Regions from separate parts of the Homo sapiens genome. Here regions 1 and 2 are each linked to region 3. A link is a loop called in an ENCODE intact Hi-C map of the cell type or tissue named here. Cell type or tissue: GM12878. All regions are shown on one strand. Region 1 overlaps GPATCH2 (G-patch domain containing 2). Region 2 overlaps GPATCH2 (G-patch domain containing 2). Region 3 overlaps GPATCH2 (G-patch domain containing 2).

Region 1 (8,000 bases), 130 kb before region 3:
AAATGTAAATATCAGGGCAGTTTTTCTAATCAACATTCTGACAAGAAGGGTAGCCATTTTCATCTAAACAAAAATTAAGTCTTCAGAAACACCATTTGCACAATTTGAAAATATATTGTCTAAAAAACAAACTGGGAGAAATTCTTTGTATTATGGAAAAAACTAACATTGGAAAAAATGAACAAGATTATAAAAGCACTCTTTAAAAGAGACTACTTTCTTCCCAGTCTTTACTCATTTATATGTTATTAGAATACACATATTTCTCTCTCATAAGGTCTAAATGCCACTTAAGTTTAGGGAAAGAGATTAAGCCAATTTTTTAGATTAAAAATGAATTATTAGTGTAAATGCTGATCTAAAATTCAGTAATTAAGGGAGATAAATATTTTATTTTAAAAATTAATTATTTTTTACAAGTTTAAAAAATATAAATAAAATATCTTTTTATTCATTGCTCGTAATCCTAAAATAGATTCCAATAAACAATACATAAAATATTTTAAGGTGACTTTTTAGAACCAAAGGCAACCTAACAACAATTCATTACATTCTTATAGGCATAGAAAAAAAGAAAATGAATGAATAAAAAGCGATTTTGAATTGCTTACCTGCTGGCTGTTCTCACAGAACAATTTTTCTTGTGTCCTCTTTCAGCTCGATTATCTCTCAGAAGCTGATGCTACACAAAGTGTTAAGACAAAGTCATAGAAACAAAAATATTTTCATTATATTATTTTGCAAGTAGGAAAATATTCTCATTCAAAGGGACACTACTCATTTATTTGCACGGCTTTTTTTTTTTTTTTTTAACTGGTTTCTCTTAAAGCAAAGACTGTAAGTACTACTTTTTCTGGAGTTCAATAGTTCAGGGAGACAAGTTTTTCTTTTTAAAATTCATTCTTTATTGTCACTGTTGCAAAATTATCAGTGAGAGTTAGCAATCGAGTTCTTCCTGGACAGCTAAACTGCCCTCTTAGTCAGTTAAGATGTAGCCTGGAGATGGAAGCCTAGAACTCAGTTCTTTTTTTGGTTCACTGCAGTAGCCCTGGTTGAAGTAATGCAACCTCTCTTGTCAACGGCCTTCACTGTTGCATTCAGCTGTGAATTTTTTAAGGCTTTGTTACCTATGCTGACATAAAGAGCTAATATTATTTTCTCTGTACCTACTGGCCTAACATGGTAAAGAAACACGCTTAAAACATTCTTCTTCAAAGAAATTATTGGCTTGGAAATATATAATTAGAAAAAAACATATTTGATTGCCTCCTCAAAATGCCTTACCATCCACTTCCCTTTACACTTGCTTTACCCTAACTAATTGGAAAGAAAAAAACAAATAGTCAATATTCTTCACTATGTGCTCACTCAAACTCTAGCTTATCTTATTTATGCAGAAAATATGATTATATGCAAGACTGGGCTAAAACGAAGTTGTACAGAATATTAGCAATTAACCCCAACAAAAATAAAAGTCTTGGAAATAATAATACAGGATAGAGCTGGGTTCTAATCCCAGCTGGGCCAGTAACTAAAAAGTCACTAGGTTCCAATAATAGCTTTACCATTTACAACCTGTGTAACTTTAGGCAAAGTACTTAACTTCTCTAAGCCTTGGTCTCCACCTGTAAAATGGAAATAACAATAATATCTACCTGTAAAGCTACTGTGAGTATTAAGTAATATAAACCATTTAAAATATTCAGTGCTATAAAACTGGAACATAGGAAATGCTGAGAAATAATATGGCTTAAATGCTATGATTATAATTATGATGAAAATTAATGGGACTAGCTCTCAGTAGGTATTATCTGACCAGTATCAATAATTTCTAATGACGAATAACTGCTTTGAACTGTTCAATTACATCACTTAGAATCAATTATTAGTTTACTTAGCTGTCCTTGAGAAGGAATAGACCTTCCTTAGATGATCAAGAATATGGTTAGGCTCATTCTTTCAGGAACGTCTGAACTAAATAAGTATTCTTAAATTTTCTCTTAAATATCTACTTCTTTTCATCCCCCTTGCAACCATCCCAGTTTAGACCACCATTTTCTCTGTCCTGGAAAAGTCTCCCAAATGATCTCCCTGCTTCCAGGCCTGCTTCCTTCTAATCTACTCTCCACACTGCAGACACTATGAGCTTTCTAAAATTAATCTAATTATATGACTCTATGGAGATCAAACTCAAAATCTTGTACAAGGCTTTCATGACCCTTCATAATTTGATTACATCTCTAAATTCATAATTTATTATGCTTCCTCCTACCCCAACCTAACCTTCTTTCTTCTAAATTATATATCCTAGCCATAGTGAAGTTCTTAGTTTGGGGTATGTACCATGCTGTTGCTCATCTCTGGCCCTTTGCTTGGGTTATGCAATTTGCCTATATCTTCAGGGTTCATGCACTGTGTCTGGAGCATTTTAGTGCTCAGCAAATATTTGCTGAATGAATGGATGAATGAAATAAAGGAACAGGAAGTGAGATCTGGTATCTGATATGTAGCTGAAGCCATATCTCATTATTACTACTTATAGAAAAGAGCAACCAGTTATCTTAAATCCATTAATCTGAAAGTGTTTCAATTTAGAAACACTTCGTACCATGAACACTAAATTGTTTCTGAAAATAAAGAAAATTAATTACTTTGGCATTTCTAAGTCTAGTGCCTTTTAAAAAATATATATACAAACCAACATTTGTGACACAGATAGCTAGAAGTAAGATGATGAAATCTCTACCTCTACATTAAATTAATAATAATAGTTAATAGTTAATTATGTTTTCTAATTCTAAGATAAAAGACAGATACTTGAACACTATTCCTGAGGCTTGTGTTACAACAGTTCAAACAAAGAACTCAAAATCCCAAACCAAATGTTATGGAAAAAAAAATAAAAAATTTATAGTTTAGTTTTGAAAAATGCAATTATAAGGACCAAAATAAACATTAGGTTGTATCTACTAGGTTTCGATAGTTCTCAGAGAGGCCACCAATCTGGATGAATTTAAATGAGATAGCACCCTCTCTGAACGTTGATGTTATAGCTCCTTTTATTAGATTTATATTATAATGTGTTTTCTTCCTCAAATGTATAGTTTTGATGGGCTTTGTACATAAAAACAAGTCAAACAATGGCATTACTTAATGCAATGCATCTATATGTATAAAACCCATCACAAACTTATCTCACCTTATCAGTACAATTATACATCTGGGGATACCACTGCAACTTCAAAAGGAAGCTCAGATAAAACTACAGAGATCTCTGGGTCATGAATCACAAGTTAATATGTGAGCTTAGATCTTTTATGGGGCAAAGATGAAAAAATTAATCTAAGGTGTTACTTGAACAACATGTATTTGCATTTAGAAGGCTCCTGGCCAGGTGCAGTGGCTCACGCCTGTAATCCCAGCACTTTGGGAGGCCATGGCGGGCGGATCACCTGAAGTCGGGAGTTCGAAACCAGCCTGGCCAACATAGCGAAACCTTGTCTCTACTAAAAATAGAAAAATTAGCCGGGCATGGTGGCAGGCGCCTGTAATTAATCCCAGCTACTCAGGGAGGCTGAGGCATGAGAATCGTTTGAACTCGGGAGACGGAGGTTGCAGTGAGCCGAGATTGCGCCACTGCACTCCAGCCTGGATGAAAAAGTGAGACTCTGTCTCAAAAAAAAAAGAAGACTCCCAACATATTTTTTTTTAAAGTCAGATTATGAATTCAAAACAAACAAGAATCCTTGATCCCTGCTCTAATAAGCAAGAGCAGCTCAAAAGACTCTGAAAATTTTTTCATTCTTCTTCTTGATACATTTTTTTTTTTCTGTTCCCTTGGACTCCTATCAGTGTCACAAGTGAGGTTGCTTTCTGGATTCTGACTCAATAATGTCAACTCTGATCAAAAACAGAACTTGTGAATATGGTGCGAAGTGCTTCTTACCTTCCAACTTTCAGATTGCTGGACTTAGGCCAAACGAAGATACAATCCCCTTATTAGTGACCTGCAGATGTATATTAAAAAATAACTCATATAAGAATTACATTAAAATCTGTAAGTAAAAAACCTAGGTACAATTGGAAAAACTGCTGAATTAAACCAGGAAGAAAAGTATACCTTGTGGATAATGGTTTTTACATTTAAAGAAAAGGAACTAAGAGTTTCTGTGGCTATTCATGACATTTTTCAAGATTATTAAAAGTCTCACATCCCAAGAGGAAAGGCAAAGAGCAGAATTCTCATTCCCCACCAATCCTCTCTTTACTACCTGATTATACATAAGGCACTCAAGCTCAGGAGTGCTTCTATTGGCAGCCACTGTTCAGGTAATTCCTCAAATGTCTGCAAAATAATTTCAAGTCTCTTCACACTCAACAGTGTCCTCAAAATTAAAAGGGGAACTAAGTAAAAACTAAACTATGATCTGACTCACTAAGATACTTCTTGTAAACTCAGTCAAAATGTCTCAAGGAAGAAAAGCTTCAGAATTAAAGAAGACAAAACAAAAAATGATGCTTCCTATAGTTGCCTCTCCCTCTTTCCTTCCACCCCTGAACTAACTTTCACATTTCTCTTTCGTGGCCTTCATAGTGCCTTCTCTATGGTTTTCTGAAACATTTACCAACATAGTATAATTACTGCTTACCTGCTCCAGACTATAACCACCTCAGGGGAAAAACTATGTTGTTTTTTACAAATAACTCTTTTAATAAAAATAGAGAGTCCTCAATAGATAGTGGCTGGTGAGTAAGTTATTTAACAAATGTATAGTAAAGGCACGATCACTATGTATAGTAAATTGAAATGGGACTTAGCACTGAAGAATAGCAAGAAAGAAGAATCAATAAGATGGAGAAAGGAGTGAGAGATGGGATTTTAAAAGTAGGGTTAATATTATTGTTTCTTTGTGTTAAGTTGGTATGAGAAAAGCATAAGGTAATCATGCATGCTAATTAGTCATTCCTTCAACAATAAACTAAAAGATTTTATACTTCATGGTCTTGCATTTCACCACTTGCACCTGACTTTAGACAACAGTTTAGTCTGCTATACAGTTAGGTCTGAGTTGAACTAAGAAATTATTATCCCTTATGTAAGTAGAATGTATTGTACATATACATACATGTACAATTCATTGTCATTATTCAGATTCCATACACCTACTTGCTAACATTTATTTGTAACACAAAAACCAATACTTCCCCTGCTTTTGCAGTCATTTGCAGACATGTGTAGCCAGAGTGGTAAAAATCTGAGTAGCCTCTAACACGTTTCCAGCTGAGCTCCAGCCAGGTGACACGGCCTTGTTTCAAGCTCTCATAGTATAAACAAGTGTATTTCTTGCAGTCTGTTTAATGCTATGAGTTTTTTGGGTTTTTTGTTTGTTTGTTTGTTTGTTTTGCATAATTGTGCTTCTGTTGGTGACTTCGCTATTTAAAATGGCCCCAAGCATAGTGCTAAAGTGCTGTCTAGTGTTCCTAACTGCAAGAAGACAGTGATGGGTCTTAAAGAGAAAATATGTGCTTTAGATAAGCTTCATTCAGGCATGAGTTATAATGCTGTTGGCCCTGAGTTCGATGTTAATGAATCAACAACAGACATTAAATAAGGTATCTTTAAACAGAATCACACACAAAACAAGGTTATGTATTGATCAGTTGATGAAGATGAGACCTGGGGCTCAAAGAAACCTAACCCTGTATTTCCCCTACAAGCAATGGTTCAGTATTCATTGATTCAGTGTTTGAGTTGACTACATAGAACATAACTACCATATGTAACAAGAATTAACTGGATTTATTAATTAATAATCTACCTAGTAAGGATACAGATCTGAAATGGCACATCAAAGTTTAAGTAAAAGCTGACTCAAAAATTGGTCAAAAAGATTTAAAAAGATAAAAAAAAATTGGTCAATTTCTTCCCTATAAGGTATTAGCTATTAAAGGTAATTTTTAATTTCAGAATAAAGCTTGGCTGGAAGCAACCAGGTATACCATAGTCTAAAACCTAGATTTATAACATTGCTTTAGTACTTCTCAAGTTCTAAAGGGTAGAAAATGAGCTTTATAAAATTGTATTTTCAGATAAAATATATCCTGATGCAACTTAATACTAAAAGCGGAATATTATTGTAAGCATTGTACATAGAGGGATAAGAACCATTTAGGAAAGCAGAAAGTCTAATTTTTGTATTGTAAATAATAAGAGGAACACATCATAGATGTAGCTTAGCTTAGTTCATTCTGAATTCATAGAAATAGTGGCACATAGTCCATTATTAATGTGAGAAGTATCTTTAAAATGTAACTCACTCTCATGGAAAAAAGCAAGTTAAAAAATCATGAAAATGGAAGGTATTTCTATTAAGCTTATGTGTGTTAAAAAATAAAGAAGGGTTCAAAATGAAGTGTGTAGCACCTTCCTTTTATTAGTAAAAGGAACTCTGGTATATGCAACAGCTGTGAACCTGCTGCTCAGCCCAAGAAATCAAACATTATAATGTTACCAATTACCATTAAAGCACAAAGTCCTCTTTACTACCTAAGTCTCTGCCTACCCCTCAGAAGAAATGATTCCTGAAGATTTGAGGTTGACCACTCCCCTTTATTTTAAAAATAACTTTTATCATTCACAATAAAAGATAAAAACTTTGCAAGGATGCAAACTCTAAAATGTATATGTTTTAAAACATCACAAGTTTAAGCATGCTTCCGAGAAAGAACTAATATAATCAAGGGGTAACTGCTGATTTTACATGTAAAAATAACTGTAATGAATGTCAACTTCTCACTGAGTCAACTAATCATTGTGCTGCCATGTATACCAGTAAGAAATTTAAAAAAATTCATCTAGAAATATAATGTAAAAGTATAAGAAACTCTTCCTACCTTCCAAACTTCAGATACAAATATTCTCTTCCTGGCTGAACTTAGATTTAATACAAATTAATTTTTAAGCACATGTACTGTTTTGATACCTTAACTTTGTGAAAAATAAAGATCAATAGTGAGGTCCTACAAATGAGTGAGTTTCAGAGTCTTTCCATGGAGGTCACAAGTATGACTGAAGACAGTGGCAGTAAAGGAAAGAAAACTCTCATGCTGATTAAGGATCACGCATTTATTTGGTCAGTGTATTTAATCGTTGACATAATTAACACCTTTTAAAATGAGCGGGGATTTGTATTTTTTCTCATAAAGCTGATCTACTCTCCTGAAGGGAGACAGTTAAATACTTGAAAGAGGCTGAGTAACTTCCTTTTGGATTACAATGGTCCTTACCTGGTCATGCTCTGTCCTAGCCCCAGGGCTAAACCAATGGCTGCAGAGGAAAGAAAAAGGCAGTTAGAGGGAACCTAACTAAAAGCACGTGCTCTCACATGATCGAGCCGCATGTGCTTTAAGAAATTTGTCACCAGCAACACAGCCTTAAATATGCTTTATTTTAATGGATGTTTCATGTAATTCTAGACTTAGACCAATTTTGACAGAACTGTAAAAGTGCTCATAACCTGGTAATTTTCAATTTAATAAGCAAACTGAGTTAGAATTACATTTCCATTTAATTATGTTAACATAAACTGCTGGGACTGTATTCATTTTATGAATCAATTCTGGTTATAAAACCTACAAATGCTATCATTTACCACAACTTAATTATAGCATCATTACAACACATTATGACCCTTTGATTGTTGGAGTTATAAAAAAAATGTTAAAAATACAACAATATTACATTATCTAGCTATGCCCCCAGGAGCAATACACAAAGCCCTTGATATGAATTCTGCAGCATCAGCTGAGGTACCTTGGACCTATTCCCTCCACAGTTATAACAACCTAGATTCTGGCTGAGAATGAAGTTCAACAACATTAAAAATATAGAAGTCACTGCATCATCAAAGCCTTGCCTTCTCACATAGCCTAGCCCAGCCCATTTTGCTTCAGCTGCCCCTGGGACTCTTAATACCGATGTATCTGGCAATACCTTTTCC
Region 2 (8,000 bases), 140 kb before region 3:
ACTACAATAAACACCTAATTCTTCACTGCCCAGACACAGACAAACACTTACAAGTATCAAGACCATCCAGGAAAACATGACCCCACCACATGAACTAAATAAGGCACGAGGGACCATCCTGGAGAAACAGACAGAACTCAAAATACCTATTTTGAGGAAACTCAAAGAAATTCAAGATAACACAAAGAAGGAATTCAAAATTCTATTAGACAAATTTAATAAAGAGATTGAAATAATGAAAAGGAATTAAGCAGAAATTCTGGAGTTTAAAAATGCAACTGGCATACTGAAGAAAGGATCAGTCTTTAAAAGCAGAATAGATCAAGCTGAAGAAAAATTAGTGGGTTGAAGACAGGCTAAAAATACACAGTCAGAAGAGACAAAAGGCAAAAGAATAAAAAACAATGAAGCACACCTACAGGACCTAGCCTCAAAAGGGCAAGTATGAGAGTAATTGGCCTTAAAAAGTGGGAAATGAAAGAGATAGGGGTAGAAAGTGTATTTAAAGGGATAACAGAGAATTTCTTAAACCTAGAGAAAGATATCAATATGTAAGTCCAAGAAGGTTATAGAACACTAAACAGATTTAACCAAAAGAAAACTACCTCAAAACATTTAATAATCAAACTCCCAAAGGTGAACAATAAAATAAAGAAACCTAAAAGCAGCAAGAGAAAAGAAACAAGTAACATACAATGGAGCTCCAATACATGTGGCAGCAGACTTTTCAGTGGAAATCTCATAGGCCAGGAGAGAGTGACATGACATATTTAAAATGCTAAAGGAAAAAAAAAACTTTTACTCTAGAATAGTTTATCTGGTCAAAATATCCTTCAAACATGAAGGAGAAATAAAGGCTCTCCCAGACAAACAAAACCTGAGGGATTTCATCAACACCAGACACATCCTACAAGAAATTCTAAGGGAGTTTTTCAATCTGAAAGAAAAGGACATTAATGAGCAATAAGAAATCATCTAAAGGTACAAAATTCACTGGTAATAGTAAGTACACAGAAAAACACAGAATATTGTAACACTGTAATTATGATGTCTAAACTACTCAAGTAGAAAGACTAAATGATGAATGAATAAAAAATAATAACTACAACAATTTTTCAAGACAGTACAAGAAGATATAAACAGAAATAACAGAAAGTTAAAAAGTAGAGAATGAGGTTGAGGCATAGTTTTTAATTAGTTTTCTTTTTGCTTTATGCAAACAGTGTTGTTATAATCTTAAAATAATGTGTCATAAAATAGTGTTTGCAAGCCTCAGTGGTAACCTCTAATCAAAAAGCCTACAACAGATGACACAAAAAATAAGCAAAAAACTAAATCATATTACCAGAGAAAATCACCTTCACTAAAAGGAAGACAAGAAAGAAAGAAAGAAGAGAAGACCACAAAACAACCAGAAAACAAATAAAAAATGGCTGGAGTAAGTCCTTACTTATCAATAATAAAACTGAATGTAAATGGACTAAACTCTCCAGTTAATAGACAGAGAATGGCTGAATGGATAAAAATTCAAGAGCCAATGATCTGTTGCCTACAAGAAATACACTTTACCTGTAAAGACACATATTGAATGAAAATAAAGAAATGGAAAAAGATACTCCATGCCAATGGAAACCAAAAAAGAGCAGGAATAGCTATATTTATGTGAGACAAAATAGATTTCAAGACAAAAACTATAAGAAGAGAAAAAGAAGATTACGTAATGATAAAGGGGTCAATTCAGCAAGAGGGTTTAACAATTTTAAATATATATGCACCAACACTGGAGGACCCAGATATATAAAGCAAATATTATTAAAGCTAAAGAGAGATATAGGCCCCAATACAATAATAGCTGGAGACTTTGGTCTGGGCAAAAATTTCTTGAGTAATACCCCATGAGCAAAGGCAACCAAAGCAAAAATGGACAAATGGGATCACGTCAAATTAAGAAGCTTCTGTACAGCAAAGGGAACAATCAACAAAGTGAGGAGAGAACTCAGAGAATGGGAGAAAATATTTGCAAGCTACCCACCTGACAAAGGATTAGTAATCAGAAAAATAAGGAGCTCAAACAACTCTACAGGAAAAAAAAAATCTAATAATCTGATTACAAAATGGGCAAAAGATTTGAATAGACATTTCTCAAAAGAAGACATACAAATGGCAAACAGGCATATGAAATGGTGCCCAACATCACTGATCATCGGAGAAGTGCAAATCAAACCACAATGAAATATCATCTCACCCCAGTTGAAATGGCTTATATCCAAATGAGGTAATAACGAATTCTGGCAGGGATGTGGAGAAAAGGGAACCCTTTAATGTTGTTGGCAGGAAAGTAAATTAGTACAACCACTATGGAGAACAATTTGGAGGTTCCTCAAAAAACTAAAAATAGAGCTACCATATGATCCAGCAATCCCACTGCTGGGTATGTACCTAAAAGAATGGAAATCAGTGTATCAAAGAGATACCTGCACTCCCATGTTTGTTGCAGCACAGTTCACAACAGCCAAGATTTGGAGGCAACCTAAGTGTCCATCAACAGATGAATAAAGAAAATGTACATATACATAATGGAGTAGTATTCAGCCATTAAAAATAATGGTATTCTGTCATTTGAAACAATATGGATGGAACTGGAGTTGATTATGCTAAGTGAAATAAGCCAGGCACAGAAAGACAAACATCAAAACCACAATGAGATATTATCATGTTCTCACTTATTTGTGGGATCTGAAAATCAAAACAATTGAACTCATGGAGATAGAGAGTAGAAGAATGATTACCAGAGACTGGGAAGGGGAGTGGGAGGGTAGCAGGGAGGTGGGGATAATTAATGGGTACAAAACAAATAGAAAGAAAGAATAAGACCTAGTATTTGATAGGACAACAAGTGACTATAGTCAATAATAATTTAACTATACATTTTAAAATAACAAGTCTAACTGGATTATTGGTAATACAAAGGACAAATTGTTGAGGGGATGGATACCCCATTTTCCATAATGTGATTATTATGCATTGCATGCCTGTATCAAAACATCTCATGTACTCCATAAATACACATACCTACTATGTCCCCACAAAAATTAAAGTAAAACAAATTTTTAAAAAGTCAATAGGCAATATTAAACTGAAAACTTTAAGAAATAGCAATATAAATATGTAATACTAGAAATACAGAGGTCAACAGAAGACAGCTAAAACAGTTGAGAGTAGTTTCCTTTCAAGAGTGAAATTAGAGAATGGTAAAGAATAGGGTTGGGGACCACTGTATTTTGTTATAAGTTTATAGAACAATTTAACATTCTAAACTATGTATAAAAATAGTGTGATAGAAAAATTCAACTTAACAAGTGCCTAAGGCCAGGTGCAGTGGCTTATGCCTGTAACCCCAGCACTTTGGGAGGCTGAGGTAAGAAGATTCTTTGAGGCCAGGAGTTCAAGACCAGCCTGAGCACATAGTGAGACTCCATCTCTACAAAAAATAAAAAAATTAGTGAGGCATGGTAGTGGATGCCTACAGTCCCAGCTAATCAGAAGGCTGAGGCAGAAGGATTGCTTGTGCCCAGGAGTTTGAGACTACATATGATGAGCTATGACTGTACCACTGCACTTTAGCCTGAAAGACAGAGTGAGACCCTGCCTCAAAAAGCCCAAAAAACAAACAAACAAAAAACAAAACAAAACCAAGTGCTTAGGAAACATACAGGAAAAATAGAAACAATAATAATACAGTCATCATAACAGCTAACATCCACTTATTTGTTATTGTTTATTCCTTACAACAATGCTATGAGGTAGGTACTACCATTTTCTCTATTTTATAGATAAGTAAACTGAGAGAGAGAGAGAGGGTCAGTATTTTGCTCAGGATCACCCAGTTAGTAAGTGATTAAACTGGAATTGGAAGTCAGGCACCTCAGTTCCAGGGCCTACGCACTTAATCAGTGTACTCTACTCCTTAGATTTCATTTTAAATTTATTCTACAAATATTTTATGCAACAAACATTTATTGCCTAATAGCGCCAGGCACTGTTTTTGGTATTGGGGCTACATGAGTGAGTAAAACAAAGACCATGTATTCACGAAGCTTAAAAAGAGGAAAAATAGAGACAATAGGGAAGACACATAAAGCAGGGAGAGGGGACAGGGTATGATGGTACTGGTGGACAGTGGACCTTACACTGAGCAGAGAATTGAAGGAAATGAGGAGAAAGCCATATGGGTACTTGTAGACAGAGTGTTCTGGCAGAGGTAACAGCAGGTGCAAAGGCCCTGAGATGTGAGTGTGGATGGTGTGCTGGAGCAACCACTAAGAGGCCAGTGTGTCTGGAGCTCACGGTGAATAAGAGTTGAAGTGGGAGGAGATGAGGTCAGGGAGGAAGCCACAAGGGGTGAGTCACATCACATATAGTCTTGTAGGCCAAAAAGAAAAGACTTCAGTTTTTACTTGGAATGAAAGAGAAAGCCACTAAAGATTTTATTTAAAAAAAAATAGTTTGAAGAGTTTTGACAGTTTCCCTATCATCCTGGTGCCTGACATACATAAACTTCAAATCCTTAAAGTATACAATTTGATAAGTTTTGACACATTCATACACACGTGAAACCATCACTATAATCAAGATAATGAACATATCTATCATCCCAAAAGTTTCTACATGCCCATTTGTAGCCCTTTCCTCCCACATCCCCCTGGTCCTCACCCCATGTCTGGGCAACAACTGATCTGCTTTCTTTCACTATGTAGTAGTTTATGTTTCCTAGAATTTTACATAAATGTGTTATGTGTATCAATTCTTCATTCCTTTTTATTGGTGACTGAATTGCTTTCCACTGTATGGATATACCAACATTGTTTATCCATATACTCTCTGTCGAAGTTTTAGTATATATTGGTTGTTTCCTTTTTGCTTTTACTATTATGAATAAAGATGCTACAAATATTTGTATACCAATCTTGTTTTGTTTGTTTGTTTGTTTGAGACAGTCTCATTCTGTCTCTGTCGCCCAGGCTAGAGTGCAGTGGTACAATCTTGGCTCACTGCAACCTCTGCCTCCCAGGCTCAAGCAATCCTCCTACCTTGGCCTCCTGAGTAGATGGGACTATAGGCATGCGCCACCATGCCTGACTAATATTTTTACTTTTTGTAGAGATGGCATCTCACTATGTTGCCCAGGATGGCCTTGAGCTTTAGAGCTCAAGCAGTCCTCCCACCTTGGCCTCCCAAAGTGTTGAGATTACAGGTATAAGCCACTGTGCCTAGACCCCCCATTGCTTTTTTTGGAGACAGGGTCTTGCTCTATCACCCAGGCTGGAGTGCAGTGGTGTGGTGTGTACAAGTCTTTTAAGTATTCACGTGGAATGCATAGTAGGTCTATGTTTAACATTTTAGGAAACTTCAAAACTGGTTTCCAGAATGTAATATAGTACATTCATTTTGTTATTTTAGCTATTCTAATTGTTGTGAGTGATACCTCATTGTGGTTTTACTTTCCATTTTCCTAATGAGTAATGATGTTTAACATCTTTGCATATGCAATTTTCCATTTACATATCTTCTTTGGTGAGGTGTCCAGTCAAACTTTTCCTTATTGTTTAATTGGATTGATTTCTTATTACTGAGTTTTCAGAGTTGTTTACATATTCTTGATATAAATATTTTATAAGATATGTGATTGCAAATATTTTTTCCAGGTCTGTGGCTTTTCATTTTCTGAAGTGTCATTTGAAGAACATAAGTTTTAAATTTTCATAAATTCCAATTTATCAATTTATTCTTTCCTGGATTGTGTTCTGAAGTTTTATCAAAGCAATCTTTGCTGAAGCCAACATATGTTGGTTACTTTTAACCAACATACCAAGTCAATTTGACTGGGTCATGAGGTGCCTAGGCATTTGGTCAAATATTATTGTGTCTATGTCTGTGAGGGTGTTTCCAGATGAGATTAACATTTGAATTGGTAGACTGAGTAGATTTATCTCCTAAATGTGGGTGAGCCTCTTCTAATCAATTGTTTTTTAGAACACAAAAAGGATGAGTACAAAAAGGATGAGTAAGAGGTACCTCTTCCTACCTGACTACTCAGGTTGAACATCAGTTTCCTGCTTTTGGATTGGAACTAAAAAATTGGCTTTTCTTGGGTCTCGAGTCTGTCGACTATCAGACTAGAAGTTACATCACAGGTTTTCCTGGTTCTCAGGCCCTCAGACTCAGACTAGATCTACACCACTGGTTCTCCTGAGTCTCCAGCTTGTCAGCTGAAGATCTTGGGACTTCTCTGTCTCTATAATTGTGTGAGCCAATTCCTTCAAATAAATCTTTCTATATATAATTATTTATATATATATATATATATATGATGCACATATACACGTGTGCATATATATGTATACACATACACATGCATATGCACACGTGTATACATATATACACACATATACTTATATATACACGTGTATACACATATGAACATATATGTGTATATATGTGTGCATAGAGGTGATATATGTGCATATGTATATAAATACATAGGAGGTATAGGTATATATAGGATGGATATATATCTATATCCCATATAGATATATATGTATATGTGTATATAGATATATATATTTACTTATATGAACTGAGTTTCTCTGAAGAACCCTGCCTATAAATACACCAAAGTTGCAAAGATTTTCTCCTGTGTTTTCTTGAGGTTTTATATGTTTAGGTTTTACATTTAGGTCTGTTATCCATGTGGGTTAAGTTTTCTATGTGGTATATACACATAAATATATTTACTATAGAAATTGGCTCATGTGATTATGGAGGCTGAGAAGTCCCACAATCTGTGGTCTGCAAAATGGAGAAGTAGGAAAGTTGGTGGAGTAATTCAGCTGAAAGCTAGGGAGTAATGGGGTAAGACTTCATCTGAGTTTGTGGGCCCAAGAAACAGGAGTGCTGATGTCTGAGGGCAAGAGAATATGGATCTCTCAGATCAAGAGGAGAAAATAAATTTGCCATTCCTCTGCCTTTATGTTTTATTCAGGCCCTTAATAGATTGTATGATGCCCATCTGCATAAGAGAGATCTTTACTCAGTCTACCGATTCAAATGCTAGTCTCTTCCAGAAACACCCTTACGGACAAACCCAGAAATATTTATTGAGCAGCTATCTGGGCATCTCTTAGCCCAGTCAAATTGACACATAAAATTAACCATTACATGGTGTACGGTGTTAGGTGTGGGTTGAATATCTTTTTTTTTTTTTTTTGCAAATGACAATATACTTGATCCAGTACTATTTGTTGAAAAGACTGTCAAACTTTCTCCACTGACTTTGTAAATTGGTGAAAATCAGTTAGTTGTCTGTGCACATGTGGCTGTATTTCTTGACCTCTATTTCTCTCTAATGATCTGTTTTTCTATCTTCATATAAATGTAGTCAGGCATCAATTAATGACAAGGATACAAACCTGATGGTGTAGCCTACTACACACCTAGGCTCTATGGTATAGCCTATTGCTTCTAGGGTACAAACCTGTACTGAATCCTGTAGGCAACTGTAATATGGTGGTAAGTATTTGTGTATCTAAACATAACTAAACATGGGAAAGGTACAGTAAAAATATGGTATTGTAATCTTCTGGGACCACTGTCATATATGTGATCCGTCACTGACTGAAATGTCCTTATGTGGTGCATGACTGTACCAGACTGTCTTAATTAACATAGCTTTATAATAAAGTCTTCAAATAACGTAGTGTTAGCATTTCAACTTTATTTTTCTTGTTGAAAGTTGTTTGGGCTAAGTCCTTTGCATTTCCATATGAAATTTAGAATTAGCTTATCCATTTCTATAAAATTGCCTGCTGGGATTTTGATTTAGATAGTATTTAATCCATAGACAATTTGAAGAAAACCGATCTTAAGATATTGAGTCTTCTGACCCATGAACAAGGTGTATCTCTCCAGTTATGCAGATCTTAAGACCTAAATAAATATCT
Region 3 (8,000 bases):
ACAAAGTATGTATTTTCATTTCACAATTCATGCCTTTGCACAAGCTGCTCCCTCTCTACCTATGAATGCCATTTCCCTCTCTTCTCTTGACTTCCTCAATTCCTGAACAAGTCTTACTACTTGCTTTAAAGCACAGTTCCCTTAGCAAGTCTTCCCTCACTAATACTTTCCACTCAGCACATTTCATTTTCATCATTTGCTTGCCTGGCTATCCCAGACTATGCAGCTGTTGAGAACAGAGTCTCCATTATTAGTCCAGGTGCCACCAGTGAAGAGTAAATTGTAGTTAATCATCAATGTTTGTTAAATCTGACACACACACACAGCCCCCCACACTGAAGTTTCTCTTATTTATAAATCAACCCCAAGGAAATATAAAGCTTTTTGTAGTAGGAAAGCTTTGGAAGTAGTCTTGAAAACGCTTATACTTGTTACCAAAATACCTTAAATATTTAGCAATCTTTGCACAGAAGGAATTTGCACCTAACTTTTAAGTGACAACAGAAAATAGTTTATAAATAAGTTTCAAATCAGAGAAAATATATTTTTTAACATTTATTCAAGAGTAAAAACATACTCTGAAAACGTGTACCTGGGCTGTTTGTGGACTGCTAGGTAGCCTGTTCATGCCTAGTAGATACTCAAATACTTTTTACAATGAAAAGAAATGAAAAATGAGAGTTTGATCTCATATCCATTACCAGTTACATGTCCTATAAAAAAGCAGATCAATAAAAGGAGAACTAAAAAAAAGGGGGGGAGCTTGCACAATGAATCCAAAAAGCAGGTAATCTAATTGTAAATAATCCAGAATTGAGTATGTTATATCAGCTGCCACATACTCTCCCTCCCGGTAATTGAGTCAGACAATTACTTTCAAGTAAGGTTGAATGGTCTTAAGTCACAATGGCCTAATACAAATAATACTTATTTCCATATAAGAATGACAATTTTCTTGCAAGAAAAACAGATACCATAAACTTTTCAAAGCCCTCTGGAAACTTTTTTTTTTTTTTTTTTTTGAGATAGAGTCTTGCTCTGTCGCAGTGGCACGATCTTGGATGTCTGTAATCTCCGCCTCCCAGGTTCAAGCAATTCTCCTGCCTCAGCCTCCTGAGTAGCTGGGACTCGGCGCACATCACCACACTCGGCTAATTTTTCTATTTTTGCTAGAGACGGGGTTTCACCATACTGGTCTGGCTGGTCTCAAACTCCTGACCTCAGGTGATCCACCAGCCTCAGCCTACCAAAGTGCTGGGAGTAAAGGCATGAGCCGCCATGCTCAGCCACAATTTTTTAATGTAAGTAATTTTTACTTCTTTAGAAAAATTATATGACTAGCACACCATGTCTAATAAAAGGATAATTCCATAAACTTTTACCAGGTCCCACTCATTTACAAGCAAAAAAACCCCAAAAAAACAAAATAAAAAATAAAAACCAAATAAAAGATTGATAGCTCACCACAATTCACATGATTAAAATGATCCCAGCCCTTGGGAGGCCAAGGTGGGTGGATCACTTGAGGTCAGGGGTTGAAGACCAGCCTGGCCAACATGGTGAAACCCCGTCTCTACTAAAAATACAAAAAAAATTCGCCAGGCATGGTGGTGCACACAGGTAATCCCAGCTACTCCGGAGGCTGAGGCAGGAGAATCACCTGAACCCAGGAAGTGGAGGTTGCAATGAGCTGAGATCACACCCTTGCACTCCAGCCTGGGAAACAGAGTGAGTCTCTATCTCGAAAAAAAAAAAAAGATAGCAGCCCTATAAATTAAAAATCAATTACTCTTTCTCAGGCCATATTTACAGACTGTTTTTTTCTGGCTCATAGTTCAGCATTCGGTTTTGCGGACCCATGCCTAAAAGGAAAAAGTGTTAATACATTCTCATTTCTTGCAAGTAGCATCACTTCATCATTTCAGTATAAAAGAAAAATGATCACTTACCTTTTGATGCTGTCAAAATAGTACTTAACAATTATTGACAGATTAGATTTACTACCACAGGACCATTGTTTTTCCTATTTTTCTAATGACAAAACCAGGTGTTTCTAGACTATAAATTGGGTTTTAAAATTCATAAGTGATCAGAATTCCTAGAAAGCTCCAGATTTTTTATGTCAAGCCACAGACATGTCGAAGTGGTATAAACTTTTGATGTTCAAGAATCAGGATAGATTAATGAATTGTGACACTCTATAAAGTACCAAAAGCTAAAGGTCTATAATTAAACATATAATTATATATCCAATTCTGAGTTACAAACGTGCTGTTATTCAAAAGCACATTCTTTTCCACTGAAAATCCATTTCCTTTCCTCCTTGTAGCTGAAAATTGAGTCATTATAATACAATCAAAAGACTTTGTGTAAATCAAACAAGCAATTTTGCTTTGTGCTAAACATCATAAAGTATAAGGAAATATAACCATAGCTAAACAGTAATATCACTATCATTATTACAATTTATAATTATTTTAAAATAGAATTAATTAAAATATAAAACATTCAACCACAAACACTGGAGATAAATATTTTTATATTTAGAGAATATAAAAGTCACCTTTCACTCATGAGCTCATCTGAGACTTTTTGCTCTTCACATTCCATTTTGTCCTTATTGGTCTGGTTCGTTTCCTCACTTTCTAAAACTACTCCTTCATCTTGGATTTTTGGTCCTTGTCTGATTATTTTCAACTTTCTTTTTTTGACTTTGTTCTTGGTAAATTCTTGATACTGGTAGGCTCTATCACTGTCCATGTCCTGATCTCTACAACCCTCAGGTGGCTGGGTCATTGTCCGTTTGTTAGAGATGTCCTGTGGGAGATCTACTGCCATGCGTTTTACCTTTCTCCTCCTGCGCAGAGTTCTATTCCCAACATTGTCCACAGCAAAATCAGACTCATGCCATAGAGGTCTTTTCCCTCGAACATTATTATTTAAGTTTGATGACGGCCTGCGCTTTGCTACTAACATTTGGTCATCAGAGTCACTGTGATCTTTTTTATTATTATTGTGATTCTCTCTATAGTCCTTGCTTGGTTCTTCTAAACTAGAATCAGAGCCTTCACTTAAGCAGTGACCAGTCTCCCACGGGTGATGCACATTATACGACCTCCGTTTTCTCCCTCTCCTTTTCCTTGCCTGGCGTTTCAGAGGGCAAGATATACTTCGAGAATGGTCTCCTGTTTCAGCAAATCCACCTCGAGCTTGCTCTGAGCTCTCTTCCAATGCTGAGACAAGGTCATGAACCAGCTCCTCCATGGTTCTACTGAAATGCCTTCATTTTTTAGAGAAAGAAAAAAGAAAATAGTCAGTCTTAACCACAGTAACCTCATTTTCTATAACAGACAATTCATTCTAAATTCGACAAAAATTAATGATTACAAAATGTTTCAAAGCTAATTTTCCTATCCAAGATATTACAGTTTTAAATATTGATTCATTTTAGGCCTCTTCTTATATAAGTTCTTTTATTAAACATAGGAATTACTTCCAAGATAGAATAAGCTTATGAGCAATGAAAGATCCCAGTATTTTTATATTTTTCTGTATAATTATGGAAAAGTTCTGTTTAAATCCCTATCCGCTGGCCCACTCCTACCCCTTTTCTAGAGCCAGTTTTCCTACAGCAGATACAGAAAGAACTTTCTCAGTCCCCTCTTCGCCCACTAATCTCTAAGTAAAAAAAGAAACATGAAATCTTCTATTCACCACGTGCCCTAACCAGTCACTGTCATATAAGAGGCAGTTAGAAAGACAGACAGGTAGTTTCAGGATTAGTAATATACGTGAAAGTTTAACCAACACCATGCATTTATTTAGGCCACACTAATCTCTTAACCCAGTGAAGCACAAACTACATTCGCATTCAAATTGGAGCCTCACTGGTTTCAAAGGGCCCATCATTACTTCATTCTGAAGCAATCTCTTAGGCTTTCCTTTTTTAAGAGCATTAAACTATATTACCAGTATGAAAATTATCCAGTAGTCAGCAAGAATAAGCATAAGCATTCTTTGGGAATTTTTATAAATTATACCTGTCCTTTTAAAACCCAATTCCCAAAGATTTTAAATTAGTTGGGGTGACATACAGCCAAGGTATCTGGTTTTATTTTTTAAACATCACAGGCAATTCAGATTTGCACCCGTCTTATGAAGACCACAGGCAATCATTTCTAAAATCGAGATCTAGAGGCACCTAGGGATTGAAATATTCTCAACAGTCATACAGAGCTTCTAGAGCCTACAGCAGGAGTAGGCTTTTATGTAACTGGCCTGCTAGTAAATATTCTAGGCTTTGCAGGCCATTGGGTCTCCCAAAACTACTCAACTTGCCACTATAATGCAAAAATAGCCACAAGCAATACATAAATAAATGGGTATGGCTGTGTTCTAATAAAGTTTTATTTATAGAATCAGGTTATAGCTGGTTATAGTTTGCTGACCCATAGTCTATATAGTCTCTACAATCATGTATAGTCTCCAACAGTCAATAATTTCAGGCTTTTGCAAGTTCCTTATAACAGCTTTCAACTTTTGTCGTTTCATTTTAATAACCTAAAAACAACACACATTGTGATTCAACTGGATTTGCCATTTATAATGTGATGCATACAAACAGCTTCTAACATTTGCGCATTTACTATTTGCCAGGCTCATTTCTAAGTGTTTTACATATATTATTTCATTTCATTCTCACACAACAACCCTATGAGGTGGGAGATGAAATACACAAAGGCCGAAAGATCTCTGTCACAATGTGATGCGTCTAAGTAGTGGAGACAGGATTCAAACTCCAGCAATCAGGTTCCAGAGCTCCAATGTTCACCAAACTACAGCCAAGATCAGCTACACGATCCCAGTGGCCAGTTTGTATTTTTGTTTATGATTAATTTAGCACCAGGTAGTATTACTGTAATCCTCAAGACAGATTTAATATACATCTATGTAAAACCCAAATGACTCGTAGGTAGCTATTACATGGTTTTGAATAGAAAAAAGAAGTGAAAGACCTGAATCAACACAAGGGACAGGGTGGCATAGCTGGTGAAAGTAAACTGAGCTCAAAGAACCAACCCTGTACTGGTTAGTAAAATGTACACTGTGAGCAACTAAGTAACATGGCATTGCGGTTTGGTTAATGTGAATTTGTATTTTCTAGAATTATTTCCATGGGCATTCTGAATGTATTTAATATAAACAAAAAATCTAATGCATACAGCTTTTTTAAAAATGTGGTGATTCAAATATCTATTTTAAATAAACTCTGGAGGGCCACTGAGATTTGATTTTTCCTTTCTAAGGGTACTATATACAACTCAGGGTTTTTTTGTTTGTTTGAGACGGAGTCTCGCTCTGTTACCCAGGCTGAAGTGCAGTGGCATGATCTCGGCTCACTGCAACTTCTGCCTCCCGGGTTCAAGTGATTCTCCTGCCTTAACCTCCCGAGTAGCTGGGATTACAGGCGCACGCCACCATGCCCGGCTAATTTTTGTATTTTTTAGTAGAGACAGGGTTTCACTGTGTTGGCCAGGCTGATCTCAAACTCCTGACTTCAAGTGATCCACCCGCCACGCTTCTCAGTGCTGGAATTATAGGCGTGAGCCACCACGCCCAGCCCCACAAATCAGGATTTAGAACATTGAATTTGATTAAAAGAACTGTGTATCACATAGGAATTAGCATTCGGCCAAACAAAACAGAGGCTACAACTTTGACTACACTGATAAGCCAAGTGAATCTTTTTTCTATTATCTATGTTATCAAATGCCCTTTTCCCTTAAAACAATGAATATTTTGTTCTTTTCCTGTGACATTATTTAATTAAAAGAAATATAGTCTGAAAGACCTATTGTCTCTGAATATAATATTGCACCTTAAAAAACATTCACTTGAAAAAAATACACTTTAACATGTATTAAAATCAATATCCTCTCTCTCTATTATCTGGTTCTGGAGTAACTTACTCTTGGAAGACAGTTTTCTTATCAATGGGTGAATGGCCAGTTCAAAATAATAAAACATGAAATTAACTCGATGTATGAATATAATATCAAATTAAAGTCAGTTTAGTTTGGATATTACAATTTAGTGCTTTACTGCAGCACAGAACATTTATAGTACTAACATTAGAAAGAGGTTAACACATCTGATTCAATCCATTGTAATCTGATACTCTTCAATTAATTTTGTTTAAAAAGTATTGCTGTAACCAATAGAGTTTAATAAAATATAACTGCTAATATTACTAAGAATGAAATTTCTTAGTAATAGAAATTTCATTCTTAGTAATATTAGCAGTTATATATGCAAAATTTCCCTAGAATCTCATGAAAACTGTGTCAGCCTTATTTGACTTTATGTTGCTTCTCTCAAGAGAAAATAAAACTTATTTTTAGGCTGGGGGCGGTGGCTCACGCCTGTAATCCCAGCACTTTGGGAGGCTAAGGCGGGCAGATCACCTGAGGTCAGGAATTTGAGACCAGCTTGGCCAACATGGTGAAACCCCATCCCTACTAAGAATACAAAAATTAGGCTGGCGTGCTGGTGGGTGCCTGTAATCCTAGCGACTCGGGAGGCTGAGGCAGAAGAATCACTTGAACCCAGGAGGCGGAGGTTGCAGTGAGCTGAGATCGCAACATTGCACTCCAGCCTGGGCGAAAAGAGCAAAACTCCATCTCAAAAAACAAAAGAAAAAACAAACAAACAAAAACCATATTTTAAAAAACACTGTAATTAGCAGAATCCAATTTATTCCATGATGTCACTCAAATATGAATCAACTACATATTACTTTTAAAAGCTTTTTTGAAAAAATCCTATAAAAACCCAGAAAAAATACAGACTTAACAAGTCCTACTCAGAGTTCAAATTATCTTTTTCCCCTTCAGTTTCAAATAACTACACTCTCCTCCAAGTCAATACCAACCAAAACCCATGCTAATGAGCCAGTAATATTATAGTCAATTAACGTCAAGCTGCTTCACTAACATCCCTCAGTTAAAACTGGCATCGGCAGGGCACAGTGTCTCACGCCTGTAATCCCAGCACTTTGGGAGGCTGAGGCGGCAGGATCACTTGAGACCAGGAGTTCAAGACCAGCTTGGCCAACAAGCTGAAACCCCGTCTCTACTAAATATACAAAAATTAGCCATGCACAGTGGCAGATGCCTGTAATCTCAGCTACTCAGGAGGCTGAGGCAGGAGAATCACTTGAACCAGGAGGCGGAGGCTGTAGTGAGCCAAGATCATGCCACTGTACTCCAGCCCGGGAGGCAGAGAGACTCTTGTCTCCTACTGGCCCATCAAAAACAAAGTGATCCTAAGAGACCATCACATGACCAACAGCTCTTTTATTTCCTTTGCCTTGGCAGTTTACACTGATGCATCAGAAGACCAATGTATTAAAACACTTTATCCTAGAGATAGTTTCTTAAATAAGAATTTCCTATTAAAGGGGAAACCTGGAAATATAGCACTTTTCTATACAAATCTGTACTTACTGAACAACCAGTTTTAAAGTTTGAATTATACTAAATTCAGTGAATGTACCACTTAACTAATTTGAGATTTTTATATTCATAATTGTAAGAGCCATTTTTCTTCATTTGGAACTCATTTGGAAATGAAATCTTCTGGGAACAGTTAATATTGGGTAATATCTAAGATAACAATAGTTCATCAATAGTTTTATTAAAATAGTCCGAATGAACAGAATACCCCAAAACAAAATTATGGCCCCAACATCTACATAAAGTTGGATTTTATGAAAGGAAATGATTTGGGCAGATGAGTACTTTGTTTTTTCGGGTGGTATTGGATTATGCTGAGCAATATAAAATGTATGATCAATCCAAGATTTGATATGCAAGCTTTATTTAAAAATGTTAGGCCAAAGGTCAAGTTTGTTTGTTTCGCTTCCTCTACCAAATACCCAGTAAATGAGTGAACTATTATCCTTGGGTTCCTGATCTATTCTAATAAATTCAGGCTCTAAT

The links. Peaks named below come from ENCODE experiments on the same cell type or tissue, not always from the same donor. Only the 100,000 strongest peaks of a DNase experiment are listed, where the experiment ranks them.
Region 1: it touches region 3 in a loop (4-fold over the local background); 2 of 110 quality-filtered maps call a loop at or near these places.
Region 2: a loop joins it to region 3, with 2.4 times the contacts of the local background. A loop is called at or near these places in 2 of 110 quality-filtered maps.

Annotation. Positions count from the first base shown.
Region 1 is chr1:217,491,069-217,499,068 of GRCh38, forward strand. It overlaps GPATCH2 (G-patch domain containing 2), which reads right to left. Exons shown (of 10, transcript NM_018040.5): 7 at 7,288-7,327; 8 at 612-682. Among named protein-coding and RNA genes, the nearest start is that of GPATCH2, 140 kb to the right of the region's middle. In GM12878, no CTCF peak of the experiment used is centred here; DNase peaks (open chromatin) are centred at 3,903 and 4,343.
Region 2 is chr1:217,478,209-217,486,208 of GRCh38, forward strand. The region is part of intron 8 of GPATCH2 (G-patch domain containing 2); the gene reads right to left. Among named protein-coding and RNA genes, the nearest start is that of GPATCH2, 150 kb to the right of the region's middle. In GM12878, no CTCF peak of the experiment used is centred here; a DNase peak (open chromatin) is centred at 4,343.
Region 3 is chr1:217,617,220-217,625,219 of GRCh38, forward strand. It overlaps GPATCH2 (G-patch domain containing 2), which reads right to left. Exons shown (of 10, transcript NM_018040.5): 2 at 2,564-3,280. Among named protein-coding and RNA genes, the nearest start is that of GPATCH2, 9.9 kb to the right of the region's middle. In GM12878, no CTCF peak of the experiment used is centred here; DNase peaks (open chromatin) are centred at 3,762 and 5,082; H3K4me3 peaks cover 806 bases; H3K27ac peaks cover 1,151 bases.